Linked DNA regions of Homo sapiens: all the other regions are linked to region 5. A link is a contact called in ENCODE Hi-C or POLR2A ChIA-PET data. All regions are on one chromosome and are shown on one strand. Each heading gives the region's core, a stretch centred on a gene start or an enhancer-like site at or near the end of the contact. The rest is flanking DNA. Distances are from core to core; before and after follow the strand shown. Region 1 overlaps LINC01214 (long intergenic non-protein coding RNA 1214). Region 2 holds the start of WWTR1-AS1 (WWTR1 antisense RNA 1). Region 3 has its middle 37 kb from the start of TM4SF4. Region 4 overlaps LOC107986141 (a long non-coding RNA gene). Region 5 holds the start of PFN2 (profilin 2).

The links. Hi-C counts contacts between places; a loop is a spot of excess contacts on that map. ChIA-PET counts read pairs that join two places held with the same protein, here RNA polymerase II (POLR2A). Pooled maps may share reads with other maps.
Region 1: a map of CD4-positive, alpha-beta T cell shows a loop between it and region 5 (3-fold over the local background). The contact joins the enhancer-like site here to the promoter of PFN2 in region 5. A Hi-C loop is called at or near these places in 2 of 168 maps with a recorded cell type or tissue (B cell and CD4-positive, alpha-beta T cell) and 9 of 50 pooled maps.
Region 2: a pooled map of gastrocnemius medialis shows a loop between it and region 5 (9-fold over the local background). The contact joins the promoter of WWTR1-AS1 here to the promoter of PFN2 in region 5. A Hi-C loop is called at or near these places in 10 of 50 pooled maps. POLR2A ChIA-PET finds 5 or more read pairs at or near these places in 5 of 52 experiments (A549, IMR-90 and WTC11).
Region 3: a loop to region 5 is called in a map with no recorded cell type, with 4 times the contacts of the local background. The contact joins the enhancer-like site here to the promoter of PFN2 in region 5. A Hi-C loop is called at or near these places in 1 of 168 maps with a recorded cell type or tissue (PC-9), 2 of 37 single-sample maps with no recorded cell type and 7 of 50 pooled maps. POLR2A ChIA-PET finds 5 or more read pairs at or near these places in 1 of 52 experiments (WTC11).
Region 4: a map of PC-9 shows a loop between it and region 5 (6-fold over the local background). The contact joins the enhancer-like site here to the promoter of PFN2 in region 5. A Hi-C loop is called at or near these places in 2 of 168 maps with a recorded cell type or tissue (PC-9 and chondrocyte) and 3 of 50 pooled maps. POLR2A ChIA-PET finds 5 or more read pairs at or near these places in 2 of 52 experiments (Panc1 and activated T-cell).

The regions. Positions count from the first base shown.
Region 1 is chr3:150,277,727-150,280,426 of GRCh38, forward strand. The region is part of intron 2 of LINC01214 (long intergenic non-protein coding RNA 1214); the gene reads right to left. LOC105374154 (a long non-coding RNA gene) reads left to right here. Exons shown (of 3, transcript XR_924578.3): 2 at 2,329-2,394; 3 at 2,641-2,700. Among named protein-coding and RNA genes, the nearest start is that of LINC01213, 41 kb to the left of the region's middle. Within about 2 kb of position 1,410, at least 4 of the 41 ENCODE cell types and tissues checked have a DNase peak (open chromatin) inside an H3K27ac peak, as active enhancers do.
Region 2 is chr3:149,656,920-149,659,619 of GRCh38, forward strand. It overlaps WWTR1-AS1 (WWTR1 antisense RNA 1), which reads left to right and starts at 1,291. Exons shown (of 3, transcript NR_040250.1): 1 at 1,291-1,789; 2 at 2,459-2,700. It overlaps WWTR1 (WW domain containing transcription regulator 1), which reads right to left and starts at 1,106. Exons shown (of 7, transcript NM_015472.6): 1 at 846-1,106; 2 at 1-390. The coding sequence starts at 387. RefSeq lists enhancers at 933-1,512, 1,120-1,189, 1,750-1,959 and a silencer at 1,420-1,579.
Region 3 is chr3:149,509,983-149,512,682 of GRCh38, forward strand. No RefSeq gene overlaps it. Among named protein-coding and RNA genes, the nearest start is that of TM4SF4, 37 kb to the left of the region's middle. RefSeq lists a silencer at 2,485-2,584. Within about 2 kb of position 1,294, at least 3 of the 41 ENCODE cell types and tissues checked have a DNase peak (open chromatin) inside an H3K27ac peak, as active enhancers do; they include PC-9, where a contact is called at or near this core.
Region 4 is chr3:150,347,257-150,349,956 of GRCh38, forward strand. It overlaps LOC107986141 (a long non-coding RNA gene), which reads left to right. Exons shown (of 3, transcript XR_001740958.1): 2 at 122-1,163. Among named protein-coding and RNA genes, the nearest start is that of LINC01214, 25 kb to the left of the region's middle. Within about 2 kb of position 1,380, at least 12 of the 41 ENCODE cell types and tissues checked have a DNase peak (open chromatin) inside an H3K27ac peak, as active enhancers do; they include PC-9 and Panc1, where a contact is called at or near this core.
Region 5 is chr3:149,969,466-149,972,165 of GRCh38, forward strand. It overlaps PFN2 (profilin 2), which reads right to left and starts at 1,430. Exons shown (of 3, transcript NM_053024.4): 1 at 1,260-1,430. The coding sequence starts at 1,391. It overlaps LOC646903 (a long non-coding RNA gene), which reads left to right and starts at 1,814. Exons shown (of 1, transcript NR_036538.1): 1 at 1,814-2,700. RefSeq lists silencers at 626-885, 906-955, 966-1,205, 1,416-1,495, 1,726-1,785 and enhancers at 1,631-2,162, 2,163-2,693.

The sequences.
Region 1 (2,700 bases), core at 160-2,659, 310 kb after region 5:
CTCCTTTAGAAAGGGAAAGTTTCTATGTATGGTGGCAGTGGTTGGAATAAGTCAAAATGAAAAAGGTTAAGAGAATGTAAACATTTTTAAATTGCCTTTTTCAATTTTCTTTTAGTAGCTTTAAATAGCTATAAATAATATACACTTCATACACAGAGTAAAGTTAATTCTTATAAATATTCTTTCAGGAGAAATAAAACGTTAGATGCATTTCACTTGGTAATATATTTTCCATTTACTGATTCTTTTCTAAAAGACTCCCCCTGCCCCCAATTTCTGTCTTATCAGTAGAGTGCATAGAGAATATTTGACTTGAAGCTGAATCTGTTTTCTCAATTTTTTGAGTGACTATTCTCTAAAGAAAGTATTATTAAAAGCAGACTTCCCCCAAATTGACTTTAACAGCAATTATTTTCTTTGAATATGAGAAGGATATTTTGATTTCCCAAATGCACGTTAACTGAATTTTTGAACTGGATCTTTTATGGCTGAGTTTTCTCTATTTTTTTCTGTAACAGAAACATTACATTACATTGTCTCCCTGAGAACCCTAAAGCTGGAGGTTCCATGGTATGTGTCTTGCATAAAATAAAACAGCAGATGACAGCAAATTCATTTTCCTACTCTGCCATAGCTCCTATGGCTCACTAACTTTTGAACTGTGGCTGTGCTGAGTGAATTTTCTTGTCAGGCCCTGTAAAACTGCTTTACAGAGAGAGCAAAAGCAACTTGAGTTTTCTCAAAGGGACCTGTGATAATGGACAAGTCACACTGCTTTTCTGGGCATCAGTAACTTCTACTGTATAAATAAGAACTTTCAGATAGAATAATCTCCAGGGTTTGTTTTTTTGTCTTTCTAGCAATAAAAAAGTATTGACTCTGTTAACCAATATTTAATCATTTTAAGTCAAACAAAACAAATTTTTACATCATTGTAGTGTTACAAATGTATTTGGTTTCTTTTATACTGCTTAGAGATAACTTCTTAAATATATATTGGATTTCAGTATTCTATATATAAATTTGAGCATTTCTTAATGGGGGAAAAAGATTAAAACTCATATTGGCTCAATTATACTGGAGCAGGGTGAGAACATCTCACCAGGCAAGAGCAAAGACAGCCCCGAATGTCTCCTCCCCTTTGTTGAAATATTACCAGCAAAACCCAAGTGATCAAAAAAGACTCACAAATTATATGGCAGTCCATGCCCATAAAACATGATACAATTCGGTCAAGGTACACTAGGTCAGTTGCTAAGAACCTCGTGTTTCTTCTAGTAGTTACGTAAACAGTTAGATGTGTTTGCTTTTTTTTTTTTTTTTCAAAGACTAAGGAAAAGGGAAAATTGCCAACACAATTACCAAAATAATTAATTAAAAGCCAGCCCAGTCCGCAACAGCTGCTTTCAGTTGTCCGGAGTGTGCCCTGAGGCAACAGCACCTTACAGCTCCTTTCTCAGGCAAGGAATGCTGCCATTATCTCGTTCTCAATGGAAAACCACCTCCCCTGCCACATCCCTGTAAATTGTTGAACCTAAAGGGCTTTTTTCTCCACCCAGAAAAGAAGGTAATGGAAACTAAAGTAGGCTGTTCAACCATAAGCCTTGGGAAGCTTCCAAAAGCTTTCATTCCTGTCCAGAAGCTTCTAAAGAGGAGGCCTACGATTAGGGAGATAAGCAATACTATCAAATTTTTGGAGCCTGGAAATGCTTTCCCCAACCCCATTTTTCTTTTAAGTAAGGGACCCAGAATGAGAAATAAATATTTGGGAAAGACACAGGAACTACATTTCCATCTTATAAATCCTTTTTTTAACTTTACGTGTTGAAAAGTTTTAGATATATATAAAAGTAGAGGATAATATAATGCACCCCCATGTATGAATCATTCAACTTCAACAGTGATGAACTTGTAGCCCATCTTGTTCGTTGTTTTGAAGCTAATCCCAGATATCACATTATTTTAGAGGTTTTACAGATTTTTTTTTATTTGTTTGTTTTTTGTGACAGGGTCTTGTTCTGTCACTCAGGCTGCACTGCAGTGGAAAGATCACAGCTCACTGCAGACTTGACCTCCAGGCTCAGGTGATCCTCCTACTTTAGCCTCCTGCATAGGTGGGACTACAAGAATATGCCACCATACCCAGCTAATTTAAAAAAAAATTTTTTGTAGAGAGACGGTCTTGCTATATTGCCCAGGGTGGTCTCAAACTCCTGGGCTCAAGTGATCCTCCTGGCTTGGCATCAAAGTGCTGGGATTACAGGCATGAACCATCACGCCTGGCCTAGAGATACTTTTGTTAACATAAAATTGTCTTCCACTTTTCAGAGGTCAGGAAATCCAAATGCAGGAAGAAAAATGAAAACTTCAGCTAAAATCATTACAGTGGTTAAGGTAAGTTATATAAACTTCTTATACTCTAAGTGGACTTTTCATTTTAGCCTCAAAATTGACACTTGTCAATCATGAGTCAACAAATATTTATTGAATGTCCCTTAAGTGCCAGACTCTGTCACCACATAGCCTAAAAATAGATCAATGGGGGGTCTATTTTTTAAGTCTTTCTAGCGACAAAAAACTTTTGATTCTGTTAACTAATATTTAATCATTTTAAATCAAATCCAATTTTCACATTGATAGGGACAGGAGACAGGAAAATTCTGGGCAGAAGAGGGCAGGTCCCCAGCGAGGGCTTCACCT
Region 2 (2,700 bases), core at 41-2,540, 310 kb before region 5:
GCCCGGGGGCAGTGGCAGCTCGTCGGTCACGTCGTAGGACTGCTGGCGGAGGTGCGCGTGCTGCTGCGCGGGGCTACCCGCAGCACCCGCGCCGGTGCCCAGCTGCAGGGACGCGGGCGACGAGTGCGAGCGGACATGCTGGGCACCCCCAGCCAGTCGAGGCCCCGGGTGGCCGCCCGACGAGTCGGTGCTGGACTGGCGCGAGTGCGAGCCCGAATCAGGCTCCTTAAAGAAAGACTCCGGCAGGATCTTCTTCCGCCACGAGCTAGGCTTCGGATTCATGACAGAGTTGAAGAGGGCTTCGAGGTCTGTGTCTAGGTCCTGCGTGACGTGGATCACTTGCTGCCCAGGCGGCGGGAGCGGAGGGGGCGCCGAGGCCGGATTCATCTTCTGCAAAAAGAAGGTCAGATCAGCCTTTTATTTAAAGTCGGAGGAAGTGGGTAAGAGGGTTACAGGGTGAGAGGGCGAGATGGTGGGAGAAAGAATAGAGGGAAAAGGAAACGAGGAGACAGATAATTGCCCGCCTGGAGATCCCAGACACTCAGCGGTAAGACCAGCAGGATGGGGGAGGGGTCCCTCCTGGCCTCGAGAATTATGCAACTTTCTTGAAGCAAAGAAGTTGCCTGGAGGAGGAGAAGATAGGGCGAGGGGTGGAGGGAATAACTGCACTCGGGGCTTGCTGAACCGCAGGATGGCAAAGGAAAGGTCGCACGATTCCAGGACAGGCAGCCCCCCGAAAGAAGTTCAGCCCGAGCCAACTCCACCACGTCTCGACTCCGGAAGCCCGAGGAGCCTGGAGCCCTGGAGTGGTGCCGGATGAGCGCGCGAGCTCCAGCGGGCACTACCTGGGCGGGCAGCGAAGCTGAGCCTGAGCGCGCGGCGGCCGCCGTCCCGCCCGAACTTGCCGTCGGGCCTGGGTCGCTCGGGTGAGTCCCGAGATTGCGGAGCTGGAGCCGAGGCTTGGCTGACAAATCCCGACCCGACTCTGTGCCTGGCAGTCTAAGGGCTTCGGCTCTCACATCCCCCGAGCTGGCCTAAGGCGCTAGTGCTGGGCGAAAAGGAGGCGCAGGAGAAGCAGACAGCGCGGCCGCAGCAGCTCCCGGACTGTCCCATAAACAAAGTTTGGAGCAAACTCCCACCCCCAGGAAAGAGGCGGGCCCGAAAGTTGAGCTGTTGAATTATGTATGACCTCCTAGTCCCTAGCCGGCCAGCCCCCGCTCGCCCCTCCTCTTCCTCCTCCTCCTCCTCCCACCTCGGCTCCAGAAAACCCTGGGCGTGATGGGTACTTTACTGGGTAAGAGGAGACGGGTGCCCCCCACCCACTCCTCCCGGCCGCGCGGACCTCTCCCGCTCAGACCTGCATCTGCATTCCTTTGAGTTTACCACGGACTTGGGGCGGGATCAAAGGGAAAGTGGCCTGAGCCTGTTTCATCAAGGGGTTGTGGACCGAAACCAAGGCCGGGGGTGGCGGAGGGCACGCGGATGAGGGGCTCAGGCCTAGGAAGGGCCGGTCCTGGACACCGCGCCCTCCCCTGCAGCCAGGCGCCGAGGCCTGCAGCACCCGGAGCGCCGCACTGACCCGCGATTCTGCCCGAAGGCCGGCCCGGGTGCGCCCCGGCGCGGGGAGACACCAACAAGGCCAGCTTTTCCACGAGAGGCTGCTTAGCTCTTGTGACCATATTTGGTCTGGCGAGGAGGCATCTTGGCTGCCTGGCTCTCAATTGTCTGCTAGAGCACAGACGGTGCCCAGAAAGTGCCTCTGTCACTGGAGATGCGGCTTCGCCAACGGGTGGGTTGTAAACAAACAACTTTCAAACCATTCATCAATCCTTAATTTCCTCTACGGGGGTGACTCAGGCCACTAGAGATTGAGAAGAAAAAGCTGGGTGTTGGAAGAGAAGAGCAATTGCACCCCCCTCCCCCGCAACATCCGTGAGGGTTGTGGGAGGATTGGAATGTCCCTGCCGCCCTCCGGGGAGCCTGGAGCCGGGATGGAACCCGAGCAGGTGGCTGGAAGTAGAGAGGGTGCGCCAGTGACCCGAAAAAAGCCACCCACCTTCCCACCAACTAGATCTGGGCGAGGGATGGAGACCCCCTGCCTCTAGCTAAGGGAAGAAGGTCAAGTCTGGCGAAACAGCTGCGGGAAGTAGGAGGAGGCCTTGCCCTTCAGAGCAGCTCAATTTCTTTTCTCTCTGGTTGCCTCTCCACTGAGGGGAAAGGGTGGGGGGAGATGGCGAGGTAAGCCAAATTCCAGGAAGCCCCTACTCCACCCCATTTGATTCAAATAGGAGTTTATTAAGTAAATCAAACGAGACAATGTAAAGCACTTCGCACAGCACCGGGCTGGTTACGTAAGTGTTTGTTAAATAAAAGAGAACTGTATGTTCTTCAAGTTCACGTATTGTGCCTTAATTTTTTTTTTTTTTTTTTTGAGTGACGTCTCCCTCTTGTCCCCCAGGCTTGAGTGCAATAGCTCCATCTCAGCTCACTGCAACCTCCGCCTCCCGGGTTCAAACGATTCTCCTGCCTCTGCCTCCCAAGTAGCTAGGATTAAGACGCCTGCCACCACGCCCAGCTAATTTTTGTATTTTTTAAAAGCAAAAATGGGGTTTCACCATGTTGGCCAGGCTGGTCTCAAATCCTGACTTCAGGTGATCCGCCCGCCTCAGGCTCCCAAAGTGCTGGGATTACAGGCATGAG
Region 3 (2,700 bases), core at 44-2,543, 460 kb before region 5:
CCTCTTTAGTGCTATCATGCTCTGGTTTTGGAGTTGTCATAAGTAGCCTGGGGCCAGGCGCAGTGGCTCATGCCTGTAATCCTAGCACTTTGGGAGGTTGAGGCAGGAGGATCACTTGAGCCCAGGAGTTCGAGGCTGCAGTGAGCTATGACTGCACCAGTGTACTACAGCCTGAGCAACAGAACAAGATCCTGTCTCTAAAAGGAAGAAGAAGAAGGAGGAGGAGGAGGAGGAGAGAAAAGTAGCCTGGGTCTACAGAGCTTAGCTCCTTTGCAGAGCTTTTAAAAATCCCAGTGTCCATTCCCGCCCCACTTCCAGGTATATTAATTTAATTAAGTGAGTTTGGAGGCCAGGCATCAGACATCAGTCCTTTTTATTTTTAACTCACCAGGTGATTCTAATAAGGAAGCAGGTTGGAGAACTGTTCTGGAGTGTTTTCAAACTCGAGTCCTGGGGGGTTTGCTAAACACAGAGTGCCAGCTCCCACCCCAGAGTTGCTGATTCAGTAGGCTTGGGGGTCGAGTATTGCTTCTTTTTTTTTCTTTCTTTTCTTTTCTTTCTTTTCCTTTCTTTTTCTTTTTCTTTAGCTGTCTTTCTCTTTCTTTCCCTCCCTCCTCTTCTTTCCTTCCTTCCTTCTTTTCCCTCCCTCTTTCTTTCTTTCCTTCTTTCTTTCTTTCCTTCCTTCCTTTCCTTCTTTCTTTTCTTTCTTTCTCTCTTCCTCTCTCTCTTTCTTTCTCTCTCTCTCTCTTTCTTTCTTTCTTTTCTTTCTTTCTTTCTTCCTCTTTCTTTTTTGACAGTTTCTCTTTTGTTGCCCAAGCTGGAATGCAATGGTGCTATCTCCATTCACTGCAACCTCCGCCTCATGAGTTCAAGTGATTCTCCTGCCTCAGCCTCCCGAGTAGCGGGATTACAGGTGCACACCACCACGCCCGGCTAATTTTTTGTATTTTTAGTAGAAACAGGGTTTCACCGTGTTAGCCAGCTGGTCTTGAACTCCTGACCTCAGGTGATCCACTTGCCTTGGCCTCCCAAAGTGTTGGGATTACAGGTGTGAGCCACTGCACCCAGCCTCCTTCTTTTTGTAGAGATGGGGCCTTGCTGTGTTGCCCAGGCTGGTCTCCTATCTTGGCCTCAAGCTATCCTCCTACACTGGCCTCCTAAATGCTGGGATTACAGACCTACCCCACCATGCCCTGCTGGACGTTTCTATTAAGTTCCTTAATGATGCTAATGCTGCCAGCCCAGATTCCACACTTTGAGAACTGCAGAAGTGTTTACACTCTCTTAAATAGTACCTACGGTCACATGAATTATTTTTTCCCAGCCTTGGAGAGCCTGAAGATTTCATCGCATTCTTAAAGATCCATGACCCCAGAAAAATTAAGAGCCAGATTAGAGTCTAATTATGCATTGAAAGCTTTTTCTAGGCAGGGTTTCACAGGAGATGATTTTGCAACTGGTTCAGTCTTGGAGTAGTCCCAAGGGTGTATATTTGTGTTTGCTTAAGCACCTGGGCATTGCAGGCTATATGATGCCAACACCCTTACCAGTCCACACTCAGTTTCCTACCAAGAAATTGCAATACTAGGAGCATCAGCTTGGTAAAGAGAGTAAACATGACAACTTTTCCCAGCATCAAATGTGAATATTGTGGAGAGGTAGAAAAACAGGGAGAGGGGAAGAAAGAGAATTCCCGTGATGCTATTGAAGCAGAAATAAAACCTCTGCAGATAATCCTGCTGCCTATTGATGTTGGGGCCACAAACTTGGGAAAATGAATGTTGTGCCATCATAATCACCCTAAGGATCAGTTACATAACATTTAATCATAAATTATACTCATCCAAAATGTGGCATGGGAAGTTCATATGTAAACTTTAATGTATTTTTTTATTCTTTAAAAATTTCCATTTTTGTGAATGTTTTATAATGTACACAATACACTAGAACAGTCATTTTGTATTTAATTTATAACATTAAAAAATAAACAAGCAAACATACATACATCGGGGCTCCATGATGAAAAAAAAAATTGGAGATTACTCCTTAGGTGTCAAACTTGACTGCACCAGAATCACATGGAAGCTCACCGAACAAATGCAGAGTCTCAGACCTCAGTCTCTTTCAGGTTCAGGAGGTCTGAGAAATTCACAGTTACACCAACAACTTGGGAAATTCTAAGGCAGGTGAGCCATTGACTCTACTGTGAACCCTGCTCTGAAAATGACTTTAGTTTTTTTTGTTTTTTTTTCTCTTTGTACTTAATAACTTTATTCTGACTCAAAAGCCATAGAACTCCTCACCAAAGGACACATAGGTCAGTGCAAAGAAGGAAACAAACACGTCTGTATTCTGCATGTCTTTCTCCTTCCCCCTTCAGCAATGCCCCATCCTATTCCCAGCCCTGGTCGGCTGCACCCCCTGAGCCAGGCTCTGGTCACTCACTACACCATGACAAAGCCACCTGCCGCCTGCTAATGGTGACTCGGCTCAGCCATTAGAGGGCAGCAGATAACAGGTCACTAAGCAGATAATTTCTCCGCGAGCAGGTTTGCCCATCTTTCTAAATAATCCAATTTTTCTTGAATATTTTCTCATCAAGGAACATTTTCCAAAAACCTCATAAATGCAAGTCATGGAAGTGACAGCAAACAAGCCCAAGATTGCACTGTCCAAAGGAAAGGTTTCCGTGTTAGGCAT
Region 4 (2,700 bases), core at 130-2,629, 380 kb after region 5:
TGCAAAACTTTTTCTGCTCCTGGCTGATTGAGCGAGCCAGAGCCAGCTCATAGCTTGGATTGGAAATCATGTGAAACTCATTTATGCCATTTTGTATTTTCTCTCTTTAACTCCCTATCAGACATTGAGCCGAGTTTGCATCCGAGTCTGGAGTTGGTTTACAAGCATACTGGAAATAAAACTCAATTGGGAGTGAGAATCCAGGTGAACCGAAGTAAACGTGAACTCTTTGTGAACCAAATACTACTGTACGCCTCTTCAAAGCCTACAGGCGCCTGAAAATCTCCCATAAATCCAAGCTGCATTGAAAGGATTTGCTCCAAGCCTTCTACCAGTAGCTTGCATCCACATGCATCAGATTCAGCTGTCTCCTAAATCTGCAAAGTGTTATCTGCCTCACCGTGCACAAACTACTGTCCCAAACTGTATTCAATCCAGATGGGAGGTTTTATCACTTCCTGACTTCCCTTCCATTGTAAGGATGAATATTTTGAAACCAGGCAACTAGGAAAACCATACCCCACTAAATGGGAGCATATACTATTTAGGGAAAACTTTCTAATTGTCCCCCAGAAAATGAAGAAATTATGCTCTTCTTGTACCCTGATTGTACAAAATGTTCAGCTCCCTGGGATATGCACCAGATCACATTCACAAGAGAACCTACCATGGGTGTGTCCAGCGTCACGCACAATTCTCAGTGAAACAGCTTAATCTCCACACTTTTCTGTCTCACAAGCAAATTAGGATGCAAGTGAGGTTGAAATTATCACAGGAATACATGTTATCCTATTTTAAAAAATAATTTTCAAATGCTGGCACTTCACTATTAATAACAACAATTTACTTGTGACAGCTGATAAGACACATTGATATTTCAATCCTGATTCACTCAGACCACCACCACTCCTATAAGTACCTCCAATCAGGGAACTTGTCAATCATAAAGTGGAAGTTGGTTTATGTTCTATTTCCTCCTCAGGGACAGGGCCCAAGTCTTGATCATCACTTTACATAAATCAGTGCCCAGGCTATTGCAGGGGTGCAATAACACTTATGTAAACCAAGGGAAAGGCACATAATATGCCTAGAATATCTCTAGAAGGATCCTCCAAGAAACTGCTAGCAGTGATTGTCCCTCAACAGAGAAACTAGGGGTTGAGGTGAGACACTTGATTTCACTGTTTTTTTTTGTTTGTTTGTTTGTTTGTTTACTAATTAAACTTTTTACCCAGTATTTTGTATTTTATTGGGTACATTAGAATATTTATTGAATGAATCAACACACAGATGAACGAACAAGCTATATCCAGGAACACAAGAGTTGACGCCCAAATATTTTTGTCTGTACCAACTTAACAGCAGTGGCTTTTTCCAACCCGAAGTTTCAAATCCTTCTGGTGACTCATGTCAAGTTGCGTGCGCCAAGTTAAGAGAGTGCTGACACTCTGACTCAGTGTGTACAGAAATTCTTGGCCAAGGAGGAGACAAAGAACTGTCACAAAGGCTAGACTTTATTGGTTCAGTTTTGATTCATTAATCAGAAGTGGAAATGCTCACAGTTTTTCTCCATATTAGATGTTGCTGTATCTTGTCTGTGAAGAGCAAGCGTGGTTACTTCTCAAGATAAAGCTCTATCCAAGATCCAGAAAAATGGCAATTCTTTAGAGAAAAAAAATCCATTTATCTCATGTCCCTAGTTTCATGTCTCCTTTCAGCTCCAGAGAGGTGGCTTACTGCAGTGAATTGAAGAGCACTGGCTTTGGGATCAGGCAGAACTGTCTAACTATCCTTTGTCTCAGAATTTGCAGTTGTATATAAACTGGGGACAAAGGTACCTACCTGACAAGGCTGCCATTAGGCTTAAATTAGCTAATATATTTAAAATCCCTGTAACATAGTGCTTAAAAAGTGGTAGCTATTATTCCTACCGTAAAATAGTTTTACAGCCCTTTTCATCCTTTAAATTGACTGAGAATCAACACCAGTCGTTGCTTTAAAACAAAGCTTTGAGGCTTTAAGTCTTACCTATAAGGTGCCACTACATTATAAGCTTAAGAACGTTTTGCCTCCTCCCATAATAAAAATATTCTGTGGTGTTTTTGACATGTTACTTCTTTTGCCTACAGTGTAAAGATTAGGAATAAGCTTGCTATTAATACTTCCAATATTCACTGTGTCATCTGTCTGACTGTCATAATCCTCAATCAATCACCTTTGTGCTAGCATCACTTTTTATCCAACCAGGTCAAGATCATGTAATTTGACGGCTGCTTAGGAATTTGTCAGCACTGTTATTTGAAGGGTGTTAGAAAGACACTGGCACTACAATCAGACTCTGTAGCAATATGCCATGCCAAAGGAATTTTTAATGAGGTGGATTTTTTTTTTTGAGTTGGGGGATCCCTTGTCCCCAACTCAAATTCATGCTTCAGTCTGGTTCCAAAAGAAACCAGACTTTTTGGAACCACAATCCCCAGATTCCTCAATGTTTGGCAAGTTTGCCAAGAGGTTCAAGCTGCCCTCTAGCTCATCTGGCTGCTGCTCTTGCCCAGGCTGTCTGATGACTTGCTGGGCCACCAGGGGCCCTGCCTTTCCCAGCATGGAAGTATGTGACTCTCCCCACACTCCCTGCGCCAACAATGCCAAGAATCAGAAACAAGGGCCGGGAGTGTTAGCAGGCCCCGCATGAGTGGCAGC
Region 5 (2,700 bases), core at 180-2,679:
AGGACTGCAGGAAAAAAGTTGATGACCAGATGCCAATTCCCTACAAGAATTGTAGTCCACTGCGGGTATACGAGACCTTAAAGTACTACTATCAAGGACTGAGTTCTAAAGTTAGACTTTAAACCATGTTAAGTGGTAAAAGAATAATTAGCACCCTTAATAGGGGACCTGAATTTTGGTGCTTAATGGAAAGGGAGCGTGGTGCTAAGAAATAAAGAGAATGGTCTCGTATTTAGTACAATTATCATAATTTTAGAAACAGCCTTGGGCAGAAACAGGCAAAACAATAAGCTGGAGGTTTTGTGGCAAATATTCTCCAAACATATTGCAACCAACTCAAAACCATCAAGTCTCAAGAAAATCAGGCAATGTGAAGCATAAAACTGCATTAGTTCCTTTACTGCCACCACTAAAGAGGGAGGGACTTAGAGAAGTGAAGTGTGCTCCTGGTCTTCGCAGATAATTGAAAGCCCCCGAAAAGCACCCCTTTTTTGAGCTATGTTGCATAACTGGGGATAACCGTATATCGATGAATCTCCATATGAGAAGAGAAATCAATGGCAGTTCGCCATCTTGGAGAATTTAAAAAAAAAAAAAAAACAACCTATAGAGCTAGAGCTGAAGTCGAGATTCACGAATCCACCTACGCGGTCGGCGTACATCTCTCGCAAGCCCCAGAGGCCTGGACATCGGTAAACCTACGCAAAGTCGCTTCGAGAATCCCGGGGGCCGGGCCGGGGCCGCCGCCTCCCACAGCCGGAGGCGCGGGAGGCGCGCTGTCCGCGGAGCAAGAGCCGGCCAGAGAGCCTAGGGACCTCCACCCGGGGCCCGCGCGCCCCAGCCCGGATCCCCGACCCCCGCTTCCACCCCAGAACGTGCATAGCAAACCTCAGGGCTTCAAGAGAACCTAGGGGAACCGCACTAGGAGGAAAAAAGGAACCCCTCCCCTTGCCCTGGCCGGTGCGTGCCCCCTCCCCCAACCCGGGCACCTGGACCGACGCTGGGAACGCCGGGGGCGCCCGGCCAGGGCCAGCAAGGAGTCCGGCCGCCGCCCCCAGCCTGTCAGCGCAGCCCCGGGTGAGGGGGCGTCCCCGGGCCTCGGCCTCCCCGCCCGCCCGGCAGCCGCATCCTCGGCGCCCGCTGCCTAGCACACCTGCGGGCTCGGCCCTCAGTGTTCCAGCCCCGCGCTGCGGTGCCCCCGCGGCCGGCCACCCCGCTCCGGTGCAGGGACCAGGGTACCGGCCGCCACTGGTCCTCACCGTAATGCTCTGAAAGACGCCCCCGGCCGTGGCTGCCCAGACGTATTTGGCGTCGCAGTAGCCGACAATGGCGGCCTCCTGGCAGCAGCCATCGCACATCAGGTTATCCACGTAGCTCTGCCAACCGGCCATCTTCGAGCCCTTCGCACTGCAGCGCGGACGGCGAGGAGCAGCAGGCGCAGCGGCGGCGGCGGCGGTAGCGGGCGGCGGCGGCGCGGGGGGAGGCGGGGCGGGGGCGGGGAGGAGGCGGCTCTGCGCAGGCACCGACCGCCCCCCTCCCCGAGGAGCTGCGGCGGGAGGACGCGGGTTCAGCGATGAGGGACGAACCTCAGAGCGCGCTCGGCCGCCCGGCCGCCCGCAGCCGCGGGGCTGACAAACCAGCGGCGGGAGGCTGCGAAGCGGCTGTGCCTGTGGCGGCTGCTCCTTACCGCAGCGCCCTCCGTTTTCCGCGGACACGGCTGGGCGTGCGCGCGCGCGTGCGTGCGATCCTTCCGCGGCGCCCGGGCACGGAGGGTCCCGGGAAGGGCGGGGGGAGACTGAGGCGGGGGCGCGGAGGGATACCGCCCCGGGACAATCACGGCCGCCACGTGCGGGAGGCGCCGGCCGGGAGCGGTGGCGGGCCGAGCTTCGGACCTCGGGCCGGCGGAGAGGGTGGACCCCGCGTCGCTCTCGGCACCCCAGGAACAGCGGCGGCACGGACGCCTTGGAGCCCCGCGGCCGGGCCGCGATGTGCTTTTCTCCTGTGTTCGCTGCCCGGGATGCGGAATCTTGAGCCTCGGTGTCGGGTTACAGAGTTGTCCTGGTGACGGGATGCGGAGCGTTTCCTCCTTTTTGTTGTGGGGGCGGCTGGTGGCAGGGGCAGCTGGTGGCAGGGTTGCCCACGCTAATCTCCGAGTCTCTAAGGGCACCGTCTTTCCTGGATCCCTCTTGCGCCTCGTCCATAAAGGCAGACCCGCGGGCGCGCGCCGGCAACCTGAAATCAGAGCAGGCGTCCGTGGCGCTCAGGAACCTTGCTGAGCTTCGCCGATCTTTCATTGTTGCTTCATTTGGGTACCAAGGGCCTCTCATTCTGTGGATTCTTTGCCTGGAGGAGCCCCCTTAATGTTGCTAATCACGTGTGGTTAAATTGCTCGTAAATTCCGAACAAAACAAATAGCGACCTGTGTTACACTGTTTCTTGGTAACTGGGAAAGTTACTGGTGGCTTGAAGTATACGCAGAAAATACAAAGATTAAAAACTAGGGAAGAGTTCACTGAATGAACACCGTAACATTTCTGCTCTGCAGGGTAAAATAATTTCGGGACCCAGGTCTGGGAAAGATTTGTATTAACAAGGTAAACGGTGGGTAGAGTGCCTGAGAAGCTATTCGTATCGTCTTTGGTAGCCTCTGGGCACTAGGACTAGACATGGAATTAGGGGTCCCCCAACAATGACTTCAAT